Regions from separate parts of the Homo sapiens genome. Here region 2 is linked to region 1. A link is a contact called in ENCODE Hi-C or POLR2A ChIA-PET data. All regions are on one chromosome and are shown on one strand. Each heading gives the region's core, a stretch centred on a gene start or an enhancer-like site at or near the end of the contact. The rest is flanking DNA. Distances are from core to core; before and after follow the strand shown. Region 1 has its middle 50 kb from the start of SSR3. Region 2 holds the start of LINC00881 (long intergenic non-protein coding RNA 881).

Evidence for each region. A loop is a pair of places that touch in the nucleus more often than their neighbours do. ChIA-PET counts read pairs that join two places held with the same protein, here RNA polymerase II (POLR2A). Pooled maps may share reads with other maps.
Region 2: a map of right cardiac atrium shows a loop between it and region 1 (4-fold over the local background). The contact joins the promoter of LINC00881 here to the enhancer-like site in region 1. A Hi-C loop is called at or near these places in 4 of 168 maps with a recorded cell type or tissue (A673, chondrocyte, right cardiac atrium and 1 more), 3 of 37 single-sample maps with no recorded cell type and 10 of 50 pooled maps. POLR2A ChIA-PET finds 5 or more read pairs at or near these places in 6 of 52 experiments (A673, AG04449, BJ and 3 more).

Annotation. Positions count from the first base shown.
Region 1 is chr3:156,601,240-156,608,880 of GRCh38, reverse strand. No RefSeq gene overlaps it. Among named protein-coding and RNA genes, the nearest start is that of SSR3, 50 kb to the right of the region's middle. Within about 2 kb of position 3,065, at least 24 of the 41 ENCODE cell types and tissues checked have a DNase peak (open chromatin) inside an H3K27ac peak, as active enhancers do; they include A673 and IMR-90, where a contact is called at or near this core.
Region 2 is chr3:157,086,636-157,094,276 of GRCh38, reverse strand. LINC00881 (long intergenic non-protein coding RNA 881) reads right to left here and starts at 4,396. Exons shown (of 3, transcript NR_034008.1): 1 at 4,155-4,396. The region is part of intron 3 of LINC00880 (long intergenic non-protein coding RNA 880); the gene reads left to right. It overlaps LINC02029 (long intergenic non-protein coding RNA 2029), which reads right to left. Exons shown (of 3, transcript NR_135546.1): 2 at 6,261-6,418; 3 at 5,730-5,990. RefSeq lists an enhancer at 3,992-4,091 and a silencer at 5,052-5,101.

The sequences.
Region 1 (7,641 bases), core at 1,816-4,315:
CACCACAAACTGGGTGGCTTAGACAGCAAAACTGTATTTTCTGACAGTTCCGGAGACTCGAAGTCCAAGATCAAGGTGCAGCAGGTTTGGTTTCTTTTGAGTCCTCTTGCCTTAGCTTGCAGATAGCAAACTTCTGGCTATGTTTTCACATGGTCTCTCCTCTGTGTGCACAAGTCCCCGGACTTTTTCTGTGTGTCAAAATTTCCTCTTCTTATAAGGACACCAGTAAGATTGAATTTGGCCCCACCCCAATGGCTTCATTTTAACTCAATCACTTTTTAAAGGCTTTATCTCCAAATACTGTCACATTGTGAGGCACTGGGAGTTAGGGATTCAATTTATGAACTTTGTTGTGACACAATTCAGCCCATACCTGTTACACTGTGCTTTTCTTACCACAACGCTAGAGCTCAGTTTAGGACCCACATTTCCTGACTCCCAGCTGCACTTTCTTACCACAATGAAAAGAATACTGAATTTCTGCATAATGTTTGTATGGAGTATGATAAAATTCTTAGCAGTAAAAAAGTAGCATTTGTAAGGGCGTGGAGGTGGCAGTTCGTGAGCAGCAGTGCTGGAAAGAATATGGAAACTTCAAAAAGCCTGGCTAAAGTGACAACTCTAGAAGCCAAATACATAGAGAAGGAAATTTTATTTTATGATCCAGAAACAATTGAACATATCTATGCTATTCAATAATAGAAGACTGGTTGGGTAAATCATGATGTATCTGCTTGTATGAAATACTATGCAGCCTTAAAAATTATGAAGTTGAATATATTTCTTAACATGAAAAGATAAGTGTGATACAACTGGGGAAAGACAGTCTCTTCAAAAAGTGGTGCTGGGAAAACTGTATATCCACATGCAAAGGAATAAAGTTAGATTCTTACGTTCTACCATATACAAAAATTAACTCAAAATAGATTAAAGAACAAAATTTAACACCTATAACTATGAAACTCCTAGAAGAAAACATAAGGGAAATGCTTCAGAACACTGAATTTGGCAATGATTTCATGGCTATGACACCTCAAGCACAGGCAACAAAAGCAAAAGTAGACAAGTGGGACTATATCAAACCTGAAAACTTCTGCACATCAAAGGAAACAATCAACAGAGTGAAAAGGCAACCTGTGGAATGGGAGAAGATATTTGCAAATTATATACCTAATAAGAAGTTAATATCCAGAATATATAAGGAACTACTATAACTCAATAACAAAACCACAAATAAACTGATTTTTAAAATAAGCAAAAGACTTGAATAGATAATTCTCCAAAGACGATGTACGAGTGGCTAACAAACATATGAAGAGAATGCACAACATCACTAATCATAAGAGAAAGATAAATCAAAACCATAATTACATACCACCTCATACCTATTTGGATGGCCAATATCCGAAAAACAGAAAATAACAAATGTTGGCAAGAATACAGAGAAATTGGAATCCTTGCACACTGTTGGTGGGAATGTAAAATGGTTCAACCACTATAAAAACGGTATGGAAGTTCCTCAAAAAATTAAAAATAGAATTGCCATATGATCCAGCATATATACTCACTTCTGGGTATATATCCAAAAGAATTCAAAGCAGGATTTTGAGGAGATATTTGCACACCTAGGTTTATCACAGCATTATTCAAAATAGCCAAGTGGTGAAAGCAACCCAAATGTCTACCAACAGATGAATGGATGAAGAAAATGTATAAAAGTATATACATCTAATGGAATATTACGCTGCCTTAAGAGAGAAGGAAATTCTGTCACATGCTACAACACGGATGAAACTTGAGGACATTATGCTAAACATTCACAAAAGTACAAATACTGCATGATTCCACTCAGATATAGAGTCTAAAATAGTCAAAATTAAACAGAAAGTTGAAAGGCAGTTACTAAGGCAGAGGGGAGAGCGAATTAGCGTTGAACGGGGTTTCACTTTTACAAGATGGAGAAGTCCTAGAGATCTGTTGCACAACAATGTAAATATGCTTAGCACTCCTGAACTATACACTGAAAAATGGTTAAGATGGTAAATTTTAAGTTCTGAGTTTTCTACCACAATAAAATTATTTTTAAAATAGATTACACAACTCTGGTATGTTCTGGTTTAAAAACATATACATGTATGTATATATGCAGTTACTGGCAGTTTATACATGAAACTATTAGTACTAGATATTTATGAAAAATATTTTTCCCTCTACTTTTTTTCTTATTTAAATAAATCCGGATAATGTGTGTGTGTGGAGTACTGAGAAAGGCCTCCGTATCTAGGGGTAAACTGTGGGGACTTTTTCTGGCCAACCAAGCCAGCAGCAAACAGCAGGAAAGCGGGCAAATTTTGGACACAAATACAGCACCAGCCTCTGCCCTGGGTCTCTCCTCCGTTCACCACAGATCTCTTAGAGCTTTTCTTCAGAGCTTGGCCCCCTGCCTGCCCCCTCCCTTTAGCGATGTGTGGGGAAATTTCGTTTTATTTTGTCCTTCTTCCACCTTTTCCAGCCGCCGTGGAGTGCAGCGCTTTGGAACTTGAGCACGCGCGCTGCGCAGCCAGAGCGTCTACACACTGAGCCCGCACAGCTTCTGGGCACACGCACCCCGGGTCGGCCGGCCGGCCGGCCGGCTGGCTCCCCACCGCCCTGGTGAAATGGTTTGTCCCCAGTCGCAAGCTGTTTGGGTTGTTTGGAAATGTCTTTTCCTTGCCTGCGCCTCACCCTGAGCACATCCCCTTGCTTCTGGTAATAGCCTTCTAATAATCGCACGTTCGGCACGTCCTGTGTACCGACCACTCTGGGAAAAGGAGCAGCAGGGAGGCTAGGCTAGGAGCGGCCTAATCCAGGCGCCAGGCGGTCTTTGGAGAAGGGCCCTGTCCTTTGGAGAAGTCTGAAGCTTGCTGGAAATGTTTGATGACCGTTTTCCACTAACTTTTGTCATGCAGAGCCCAGGCTGAAAAAAGCTAGTCATCACATTCCAGTGTGGTCAAGGAGCGGTAAGGCGTGGATCTGAGCTTTCCTGATCCCCTGGTCCCTCTCAGAGCCCCAGTCCCCACCCTCTCCAGCCCTCAGCAGAGGAGAGAAGTGGCCGGGTGCTGGGAGGGGCTGAGGCCCGTTACTAATGAGTGTGACTTGGAAGCTGGACAGGAGAACTGCTTGCTGGTGTACATGTTCCCCCACCCCCACTGCTTTAAGATAAAAAGCAGGAGCCCCCAGAAGGGAAAATACGTGGCCTTTTTTTTTTTTTTTTCCTTTTGGACCTTGGAAACCAAGTGATAAAATAACAGTAATGCGAATGAAACTCTCCCTGAAACACTAATAAGAAAACTAATTGCAGATTCTAGGACAAGTCTCTCAGTGCCTCCAAGTGTTGCCATTTTGCTTACAAAGAAGTGAGATAAAGGGAGACAATGAAATACATTAAGTAGGTCATTGTGGGGGGAAAGTCTGAGTTCTAATGCACTTTCAGTTGTTTTTAGTCTCTTGATTATACCCAATGTTGACTGATACTGGAATCTTATTTCCATGATTGGACACAGTTACAATTTACCTCGATTAGTTATTAAGAATTGCAATGTAAATGTCAGATCGGTAGTACAGAAATTAAGTACAGATTTGCTCTTAGGCAGTTTTGCTTTTATTGGTTAACAGTATGGTGAACAGTAAAGAAAAAGATTGCTTGAAGCATAATTATGCAAATAGAAGCTGTTGCTATATGTTTCAAATGGATTATTTGTAGAAAAATCTATAGTCATCTACAGCAAATATTTAATTAATTTCCAGTCTTCTACTTGGCTAGGAACTTCATCAAATGAAGATGATGCAATCAGCACAAATTTATTGAGTGACACCTCTGTGTGGGATACTGTTCTGATCACCTTCTATTCACTCCATTATTGAAAGAGGAATTCCCCACCCTAAATAGTATGAGATAGTGGAACATCCAGCACCCAACACTGGACAGATGAGATTGATGGCAGTTTATGACTCACATAAGCTCACAGCCTAGGGGAGGACACAGGACACCATGCAGCGTCACTTGGGGTTGCACTCAGGAGTAGAGTGGACAAGCATGGCCTATGGGAGGCAAGTTCTGTAGCAACACAGGCTGGGGTGACCCCTGGTTCCCACTGGAGGATGAGTGGCTTATTTGAATAATTTCACAGGCTGGCAGGGAAGTAGAACCCCTTAGGTTGAAGACCAGGTAGCGTGCAGCTCATTTAGCTAATAGGGAAACTAGCCAGATGAGGAGCCTTTTCCACTGGGGAGGGCCTATCTGGCAAAAGCAGAACTCACAGTTAGTCTTTGGGGGCTCCAGGAAGCTCAAAGATGTCAAGGCAGCACAAAAAACTTTAGGCCTTACACTATAGATCCAAAAGAAGAGTAAGACATAGTCCTTGGCTGTAAAGAACTTGAGTTTTCTAGGCTGGGGTGGGAGTGGGGGTGCCAAACTATTATACATGGTTCTAACTGTAAATACAGGAGGACTTTTGAGCATATAGAGTAAAGTAGGTATAATAACAGCAGCAGACAGACTTCACAGAAAACATGGTGCTTGGCTAGAACTTCAAGGGTGAGTAGGATACGTGGTTGAGGGGAGTCAACCTGGGAAGGGGAAGCATTTTAGGAACGGAACAAGATGAGAATGGTCTTGCTGATGTTTCAAGACTGGTCTATTCATTTATTCAACATGTACTTATTAAGGGCCTGCTTGGCACATGGGCCTTCCAGGTTACAGGGTAAGAAAGAAACTCTAAGGACAGCATGTACCTTGCCAGTTGGACTGTTTGGTCCAAACTGGTGGTGAACTGTGTGGCAGTGGCGGCCAGGAAGGTGTTTAGCTGGGGCCTACCATTCACTGGTAGCCTCAAATGTGGACTTTGGTTGTAATCTCCAATGAGGTGGAACAACCCTGGAAAGATATCAGTGGGATATAAATATATTCAATTTGTAATTGTAATTGTTGTAAACACCCAAAATATACCACAATCTTAACACCCTCTTCAGCTTTTATTTTTTAATATACTAGGACCCTTAAAAAAAAAGGAAGTGGCCCTGGTGTCCCTTAACTTCTGGGAGGCCCTGCTAGCCAGACTGCTCCCCATCCTGCCAGAATGTGGTTGGCTCTTCTGGGCTCACCTCTGGACTCTCTCTTCTCAGGTCTGCACTGAGCATTCCCATTTTTGCACTCCTGGAGCACTTTGGGCTTGTTCTCTCCTGTGGAGCATTTAGTACTTAATGATCCTGCCAACTGAACTACCAGCATGTATGGGCAGCCACAATCAGGAAAAGATGCTTTTAAATTACTGAAGGGAGCACTCTGTTCTTTCCAGCACAGGGTGCTTATTTTCGGGTTGTCCAGCACGAGTGTGTACCCCCAAAGTTATTTATTGGAGACATGTTTCACCTCTTGTACTTGGCAACCAAAGCACAAAGATACATACCAACATGTTCTTAGGTTTGTTCTAATTTTATATCCCAAATGGCCTGAGAGAAAAGAAAGGGGTGTTCTTTGTCTCCAGGAAACTCAATGTGACTTAACTTTTTCTTCTTTAGTAAATTACTATGTACTTTGTGTTACTTATTTGTAATATATCAAATAAGTTAGCTGGTAAAATATAAAGAGAAAAAAAACCTCACCATATGTTCAAAGTCAACAACAATAATAACAAAAGAAAACTTTAAAAAAAAAATGGGGAGAAGAAAAAAAGGTTTACTGGATACAATTATCCCAACTGACAACAACTAAGTCCAAAAGCTATAACATAAATAGTTAAAATTCTCATGGCAAGGAATGAACTTGCCCCAAAATAAATGACTGTACAGATGAGCCCAAAGTGTTCCCGCACAAGCAAATTAATAGTTTGGTTTTCTAGGGGTAGATGTGCATAAACATCACATTAACTGTTCTGAGAACTGTTTGCAGATTTTAAAGACAACTGTGACCACTTTCATGATGACCCCATGGATGGTGATGTTCCCAGAACTGGACATCAGGAAATCTTTAAGTATGTACTAAATCAATTAGAAGGAAATCATGCTGACCCTAGAAGGGATTATGAGTTTAGTTGACACCTTAGTAGGAAAATGAAATATTCTGTTAATGACTCACTAAAGCATATAATGTCCTGGAACAGGGAATCACTGTACTGTACTTTCTTGCAAGAGGTGTAACATTTCAGATGCGCTCTTTGAGACTGGAGTTATTTGGGAAATGAGTACATGAAAATCATGAGACTGAGACAAATCACCACTTACACCCTGAAGAAATTCTGACCTCATCTGTAGACTGTGGTTTTCTTTGAAACCCTGAGTTGCTTTTGAACCATAATGTGTGCTTACGACTATCAAGTAGCTCTGACATGAAGCTTCAGGAGACACAAACCTTAGACATACCACAAAAATATGAGCTTAGAGGATACTACACAATAAAGTACTGTGGGAATTGTTGAAACCCTAGTGTCAGCTCTGGATCTATTGGCACTGCTCCTTTGCTCCTGATTGGCTGAAAGAGCTTTTGATCTGGTGGATTCTTGTGCCTAGGTCTACTCCACCTGGGACTAGAAGGTACCATGGGGTCCGTCTTCTCTCACACTCATAAAAATTGTACTATCTGGAGTCTAAGGCAGTTATATGTAAGAGGAATTACATAAACATAATGCACGTGTAACTTCATTTTGTTTTACATGATAAATTTTGCATAACTTTGTTTTACATTCAAACTTCTTTGTCTTTTAACCTGAAAGGAAGTCACAATTTACCAGTTCCACTCAAAGCCAGGATCAGGGTGAGGTGAATAAAGTACTCACCTTAGACACACAGTTTAAGGTAATGCAAAAAATACTCAGTAATCAAGGTAAAAAATATAAGTCCACATAACAACATCCTGGTCAATGATGAACCACATGTAAAATATAAAGATACCTTAAATATATTTTATCAGTTGGTGGCCCCATAAGATTATAGTGGAGCTGAAAATTCTTATCACCTAGGGACATTGTAGCTGTCGTAATGTCCTAGTGCAACAAATTACTCATGTATTTGTGGTGATGCTAGTGTAAACAAACTCACTGCACTACCAGTCATATAAAAGTATAGCAACAAAATCATGTTCAGTACATAATACTTGATCATGATAATAAATGACCATGTTACTGGTTTACTACACTACACTTTTTATCCTTATTTTAGAGTGTACTCTTTGTACTCTTTCTACTTATTAAAAAACAGTTAGCTGTAAAATGGCCTCAGGCAGGTCCTCCAGGAGGTATTCCAGAAGGAGGCATTGTTATCATAGGAGACGACAGCTCAATGTGTATTATCGCCCCTGAAAACCTTCCAGTGGGGTAGGATGTGGAGGTGGAAGGTAGTGATATTGATGTTCCTGACTCTGTGTAGGCCAAGTCTAAGTACATCTGTGTCTTAGTTTTTAACAACAACAAAAAAAAATGTTTAAAAACTTTTTTTAAAGCTTTTAAAGATAGAAAAAAAAAGCTTGTGAGATAAAGATATAAAGAAAATATTTTTGTACAGCTGTACAATGTGTTGTGTTTTAAGCTGTGTTGTTATAAATACATCTGAAAGTTTTTTAAAATTAAAAGTTTATAAAGTAGAAAAGTTACAGCTAGCCAAGGTCAA
Region 2 (7,641 bases), core at 3,147-5,646, 480 kb before region 1:
GACTTTAAATATCTCCTTTTACTTAGGGCTGATTTTAAAATCATGTGGATTTAAAAATTTATGTGGAAGTGTTTTGTGACATTGAAAATAAGAGTCTGTGAAGAAAAGCTGATGCTGCCATTACGATCTCTTTGTATCTGGAATAATTAACTTTTGTTTATTACAAAAACCTTTTTTAAAAATAGGCAATAAATTAATTGTGCAGTTCATCTTGGATTTAGGAGAAGTTGATTCTATGGTTTTTTTTTTCTTTCTTTTTGTAGAGACAGAGTCTTTCTCTGTCACTGGACTGCAGTGGTGCAATCATAGCTCACTGCAGCCCCTAACTCCTGGGCTCAAGCAATCCTCCTGCCTCAGCCTCTCAAGTAGCTGGGATTACAGGTGTGAGCTACCATGCCCAACAAGAAGGTGATTCTTAAAAAAGAGAAAATAATACACAGAGAAAAAGTAAAACAGTTATTGTCTTCACATCAATAAAAAGGGAGACTGAGCATTTCCTAAGTGGAACTATTTATAGCTTATACCAAGCTTTAAACTATACTAGATATTTAGTTGATTATATTTCCCAACTCTAATTATTAAAATTAATTTAATCAGTGTGGGAAGAAAATTTAAGAGGGAAAAATAAATCTGCTTTATGATTTTCAAAGTTAGTTTTCTACACTGATCGATGTATGAATAAGTGCTCAGGTGCCAATTCATTTCCTGCCATGGAGATACTGTGCTTTCTGAGTTTTAGAGAGTTAAACTCCAGAAGGCAATAGTGGTTCTATCTGTTGTGCCTGCCTACCCAACATTCATTACCCCATTTTTCTGCTCACAGCCTTTTGATTTTCTTTAGGGGAGCCACCTCTCACTCCACTTTCAGTTCATGACGCTAGGAATAGTTATGTGACCTGGGCTTGGCCAATCAGGGCTTGGTTCAGAGATGGGTACATTACCAAAGCTAAGCCAATGTGAGCCTGACTGGGATTTTGCAGGCACTATTAAGAAAGAGATTCTTTGCCCTTTGGTATGCTGATGCTTGGAGCTTCTACCTGAGAGTGAAACTAACACAAAGAAAGCTGACAGATGGTAAATTCAACTCATACTGCAACTTGGATGTGCCAATAAAATGTAATTTCTCTAGTTTGTCCATAACCAGTCTGGTCCTTCACTAGTTAGGGTTTAAATCTTGATTCAATCCAATAATTCAATATCCCCATTGAGAACATGCTCGCTTTCTCAGATGGCTTCCTCTTTCTCCTTCCCCTCCTATAAAGATGCCATCTGGATGCATGGCCAATATTCAACAGGTACATGGCATTATGGCTGCCCTCATTGATAAAATACTAAAGTATGCATGGAGCAGTTGGTAAACAGGTTCTGCCCTGAGGTCCCTGCTCCTCATAATCCATCAACTAAAGGGTTAACTCTGGACATAGTAAGACATCTCCATTTATACTCCTCAGCGCCTGAGCCTGTAAGGATTTTTAAATGTTTTGATCGTCATCCAGGTAGGGTGTGCTGGGGTGGAGGTAGTATGGTGGTGTGTGTCTTTTCTGTGTCCTCATGGTGTTGAGAGGAAGGGAACTTTTGTCCTTGTACTGGTCCTTGAGCATAGCTGCCTTGTATGTGATTATTTTGAGACAACATCCACTTTTTGTCTGTCCTGGGTGCACTGCAAGCCTCTGATGTGGGGGTCTGTGGATGGGGAGCTTGTGTCCATCTGAGGTGATCTGAAGCAGTGCTCCCAAAGGTGTTTCCTGACTGGCTTAGCTCCTTCTCTGCTTTTCCTGCTGCTACAGACTCCGACTTCTGTCCATGACTTCCTATCAACCCTGGTCCCAGGGGTCTCCTCGGCAGCCCAAACCACTGAGTCACCTCACTACAATGATCACCTCTGGCAAGCTGGCTACAGGCTTTCTGCTATGTCTGGGTAGAATCTAGCCTTCCCAGGGACCTGACAGAGCTTGAAAAGTCCATAGCAGGGCCTGCTGCTACCCGACCAACACTGGGCTCTTCCTCTCATAATTCTGGAGGGGGCGTGGGGGAACGATCTCCCTCTGCCTTTGTGGTTAAGCTTTACTTTTCCAATACAATCTCTCCACTCAGGCCTCTTGTTTATTCTGCTACTTCTGTCCTCTGATAATCCCCACTTTCTCCTGGTCTAGACCTTTCGAATATAAAACCCTAAGGTTTAGTCTACCAAGCTCAGTTCTTGACCCTCTGAAGAGGAAGGTAATGGAATGTACAGGATATTTTCTCAAGGTAAGGGCTTGAATTACATGGCTATTGCCTTGCTACAAAATTTATTTTTGAATGCCAGAAGCTGAGTGTTATGTTTTCTTTCTCTTTGCATACTTTCTGGAAAGAACTTTCATTTCTTCCTAGGCAGATAAATGCCTAGAGTAGACTAAGTTCATATGCTTTGAAAGGCAAAAGAGAAAACTACATTGATAATTTCAAAACATTATGCCTATCATACATGACAACACCTTTAAAGCACCTGAAATCTAACTGGGCCTAAAGCCAGTCTACCCAGTTTTTAGCAAACCCATGGATCCCGTGGTTAGAGCTGGGTTTCAGTCACTTGCTACCCATAGTCCTGACTGACATGGTAATAACAGTATCCATTTCACATTATTTGAATAGCACTGGGCACAGCTCCACATGCAAATGGGTCTGATTAAATGCATTTGATGGTAAGATTACTGCCAGGGTTAGATCCTGACACAGATAAACCTTGCTTAAAGAGCTCCCCAAGTCCATTTCTAAACCTCCCATGTACGTTTCTTCCTTTCCAGTGGTAGAAAAAAAATAACCAAGGAAGAGGATCCCTTCCTTTGGGTTATCTGGGGCCAGAATCCCCTCTTCTGTCACTCACCCTGTGGTGGTGCTGGGGGTTGTACTGAGACTCCAAGTTATTTCTCCTTGCTGACCCCTCCTGCTTCCCCTTTCCTATAAGCTCGTTCCAGTTTCCCATAGTTGCAAAAACAAAACACAACAAATAAAACAAAACGACAATGAATAAAGGAAACTCTCCCTGCCTCCCCTTTTAGCTGTAACTTCCCCCTCCCTGCCTAACCAACTCTCTTGAAGCAGTGGTTTATACCCACTACCCCTGCCTCTTCTCTTCTTTGACTCCATTTTGCTTCTAACCTAGTGTGATTTTGTTTCTGCCCTCACATCCCCACTAAAACCAATGTCTCACAAGTAATCAATGACTTCCTCATTGTCAAATACAACAGACATATTCCGGTGCTCATTTGCTTCACATCTCGGTGGCATTTCCCACTCCTGACTACGTCTTCAACCTGGAGAGTCTTGATGTGAACTGCTTGATGCCACTTTTTTCTGGTTTTCTTTCCATTTCTCCATCTGTTCCTCAGGATCTCTTATTTGATCCTTAGGATCTGGTATCTGTCAGGTTTGGGTTTCATGCTTTCATAGTCTTTTCATTCTGCCTGCTCTTCTGGGCCATCCCAGCCCTGCCTTGGCTTCAGTGACCATCTTTAAGTTGACTGTTCCCCAGTGGGCACCTCCAGGCCTCTCTCCTGTGCTTGGAACTCATGTTCCTAACTCTTCCTGGAGGTCTCCACCTGGATGTCCTACAGCCACCTCAAACCCATGTTCAAAACATGCCATCTTCCTCTCAGGTCCATTTCTGTTCCTCTACTTGCAATCACAGTAAATGGTATCAACATCCATGAAGCTGCACAAAGAACCCGAGAATCCTCCCGGATTTCTATTTCCTTTCCCCTTTCCCTGCCTACTGAGGCAGAACCTTGTACCTGGCAGTATATCAGATATCCACCCAGAGTAGTGTGTATGAGTGGATGAATGAACTATGGTGCTACAGAACACCATGGCTCCAACTTGAGTCTGAAACTTGATGTCATTTTGCCTTTCACAGTTTTTCACTGCTTCTTCTTTAATATGAGGGAGTCCACCTAGATGATCTTCAGCTCTGAGATCTATGATCCACACTACTCCAATGTGACACCTTAGTCACTTATCCACTTAACTCCATTCCTTTTTCTTGTGCCTATCACACCTAGGTAAAGGGGAGGGGAACCCCTATGATAAAATGGGACTTAAAACTTAAATTATGCCAGATTACAGAACATATTTTCCCTGGTAAGAGGTCCCAATGTCTCTCTGCAGCCACCTACCTTGAGTCACCGTGAGAACTGGAAAGGGAAACAGGAAGAGTGCATGGGAAGGGCGGGAGAAGCTGAAGGAGAGATTAACAGAAGCCATTTCCTCCTTTCCCTGTCATGCCAGATCCTCTGTCTGTGTGAGTCTCCCCAAGCGCTGCACACGGGAAAGCACCTTCCCTCTTGTTCCTCATGACTTCTGTCTGGAAACGAGTACCGTGACTGTCTCCTGAACGCCTACGTGCCTAGCACTTTCTACTTCTCAAAACATTGCACGAATATTTATTTGAGAGCCTTCCATGCGCAGGCACTGTGCTAAACAATGTGCACCTTATCTCATTTAAATCCCACGACCCTAGCCTATTTTTATCTCCGTTTTGCAGACCAGAAAGCTAGGGCATGGAGCGGTTAACTGCTTCACTAAGGCCATCCAACTAGTAGTGTGGTTCTGGAAATCATCATATCAAACCCAGGTCTGTCTGATTCTATGCCCAAATCCAGGGCAGCCGTGGCTACACTGCTTCTGACGTATTCGTGGTTATCTTTCGCTGCCACTCAAGACACTGAGTACACAGTATCTAGGCTTTTGATAAGTGCTCATTGAAGAAGTGCTTAAACCATGTCAATACGAGCTGGATCTGGTCCCAGCTGCCAGAAGCCAGAAATGCAGCTTTGGGCCTTTCCCATCACCTCTTTGGGCCTCAATTTCCTCATCTGTAAACGGGAGGCATTATGCAAATGCCCTCGAAGGAGGCTGTGCCTTTAACATTCTGTGGCTCTGTTCTCATGGCGCAGTGTCCCCAACGTGCTGCCAAGAAACTGCACTGACGGCAGGACCCAGCAGCTCAGCTCTCCTACGCGGCCCCAGCGGCACGGCTGACGCATGCGCCCTCGCCCTCCATCCTCCGCCCTCGCGCCCCTTGCCTGGCGCGGAGGCAGCTCTTTTCTGCGCACGCGCAGGCCCTCGCCGCCGCCTGACCGCTGGATTGCCTCGCTCCAGGAGGGCGCGGCTGCCTCCCCCGACGCTGGGGAAATCAGTGCTCTCGACAGGGATAGGGGTCTGCCTGCCAGGAGCCATTCGGGGCCCACGGGGGAGCCGCCTGGCCCTCGTTAGGCAAGGTCCCTGGGAAAGCTGCCCCCCACAGGAGAGCGTGTTCCCGCCCGCGCGCTGGACGTGCCGGGGAGCACAGAGAGGCTCTTCCCGCTCGCAGCACAGATGGAAACGCTCTCGCTCTGCGGCCTGGGCTGGGAGGCAGGGGAGGGCCCCAGAGCCCTGCCAGCCCGCAAAGCTGGGAGGATTTTCCTCTCAAAAACGATACCGCTGATTAAACTGAAAACTTCTAAGGTCACGGAGGACGTTTATCCGGGCTGGGGCGGGGAATGGGAGGGCTGGAGGCGTCACCTGATGTTATAAGCTACTAAAAGGCAGCGGACTCTGGCCGGGAGGCAGGCGCTTCATTGCAGCTTAGGGATGAATACATAAACCTGGGCGGCTATTTTTACACTGGCTGAAACAGAGAGCGTGTGTGTGGCAGGGGAGAGGACGCAAGCAGCCCTCCCCCATTCATCCCCTGATCTTCCCCTTCCATCTGGAGAGTTACTCCTCAGAACCGAAGCATTTTTATTTTTATTTTTTGAAATCAGGGAAGGGAAAAGGAATGCAGATCAAAACGTTTCCTAAATGGTAAAAATAAATGAGATAGCAGCATTCTGAATTCTCACGCCTTGGTACTCTCAGTCCTTCCTCCCCTTGTGTGCAGTCTTTTGAAGTCCAAGGTTGTCGGTCTGAGTTTGTCTTTTCCTGCTCAGGAAACATGGAATGGCTTCTGCAAGGTTTGGGCCTGCAGAGAGCTGGAGGAGACAGAGAAAAGAGGAGACTTTTTGCCAAAAATGCATTCTCGATCCCGGCGTGTGCCTGTGCACTGTTGAGTGTGACTTTGTTCTGTTAGGACTTAAAAGAAAGCTCTGCTTCTTTAAATAGGAATTTTCAGACCATGATAAGCACTGAGAAAGCAGAAGATTGTCCAGGAAGGGTGATTGCTTTGAATTTTCACCTGATTTAGACCCACTGAAGCCATTGCCTGTGCTTTCTTGTCAGAATAAATTTGGAGCTGAACTCACCATACCCAAGAGGGAGGCGTGCTCGGGGTAGGGCTGTGAGCTGTATGGGGAATTCTTGCTGACATCAAATCGTTTCAGATCACTCAATTTACTTTGATTTCGTTCAACGTCATTTCATTTTCTTTCCAAGTCCTCTAAGAAGTCTGGAAAAGGAGACACTGAAAATAATTGCAAAACTTAAGGCATGAAATGAAATATCTCCTAAAATTAAAGTAAGGTTGTAGAGGTTCACCATCTTAAGGATTTGTATAGATGACCTTTTAGCAATTTTTCATTTGAGAATTATGGAACTACAAACACACACACACACACACACCAAAACCCCGCAAAAAGGAAACTTCATTAGGAAGGGAAGGTTACCTGCAAAGCTCTTCATTCAATGTGTCATTTCTAAGATTCACTAGATTGGAATGAGGATATAGAGTGGGAATGTGTGGGGTGGGCAAGAAGCAGGGCATAGGGGGAGTTTTAAATTTGTTTCATCCATGACTAATGTCTCCAACAATGGGGAATAAAACAAATTTTGCCTTTTGTAAAGGGAAATTGAAATTCAAAGTTGTGGAGGAACATTCCTACCCTGGGAGTCTTGACAGCCTCCTAGGGTCCAGCACAGCTGGGCTCTTAGAAATTCACCTACTTCTTCCAAAGGCAGGTCAAAAGAAGGTTGCTTTATTGAGATAGTACAAATCAAGGACTCCTTCATAGCAGAAAACCCCCAAACACCTCTACTATTTGTGTGCCAGTAACTTCCAGCCAAGTTTGAGGAAAGCCCCAGATTATCATTATTATTGTTTGTTTTCATATATGTTTGTTTATTCTGTTTTGCTTTTTAAAACGTAGCAGAACTTGTACGTCCAAATGTATGCACACCCTGAGAAAACTTTCAAACCACTGTTTAAAAAGTGGGAGCAGGACCATTACCTTATGTCCCAGAGGACAATTCTAGGCTAGCCCCCTTTTCTATCCCTAACAAGCTTAAAGACAGTATATCTCACCTGTGGGCAGGCCACTCCCTGTCCCCAGTTTCCTTCACTGGCCTGTCACTCTGTATCCATAGCAACTTAACTCAGGTCTGAAAATCAGGAAACCTGGATCGTGAAGAGGTTAGGTCTCCTGAGAGATTAAAATCAATAATCTGTCTTTTTAGATATTCTGTCAAGAGATTACATTTATTTTTAAGAAGCAACATCTAAGCTATCCGAGTTCAAAAATCACTTTCTTTTTTGTAATATAGCACAGGAGAAAGAGTTCCGGAAGTGGCAACTTAATTTGTATCTAATTTCAGCAAAATAATTGCACACAGCTTCCAGCTTGAATGAGCAGTGAGGTATAGCTCCAAGTAGTTACTTATTTTAGTAGCACTCTCTCAGGATGAATGCTA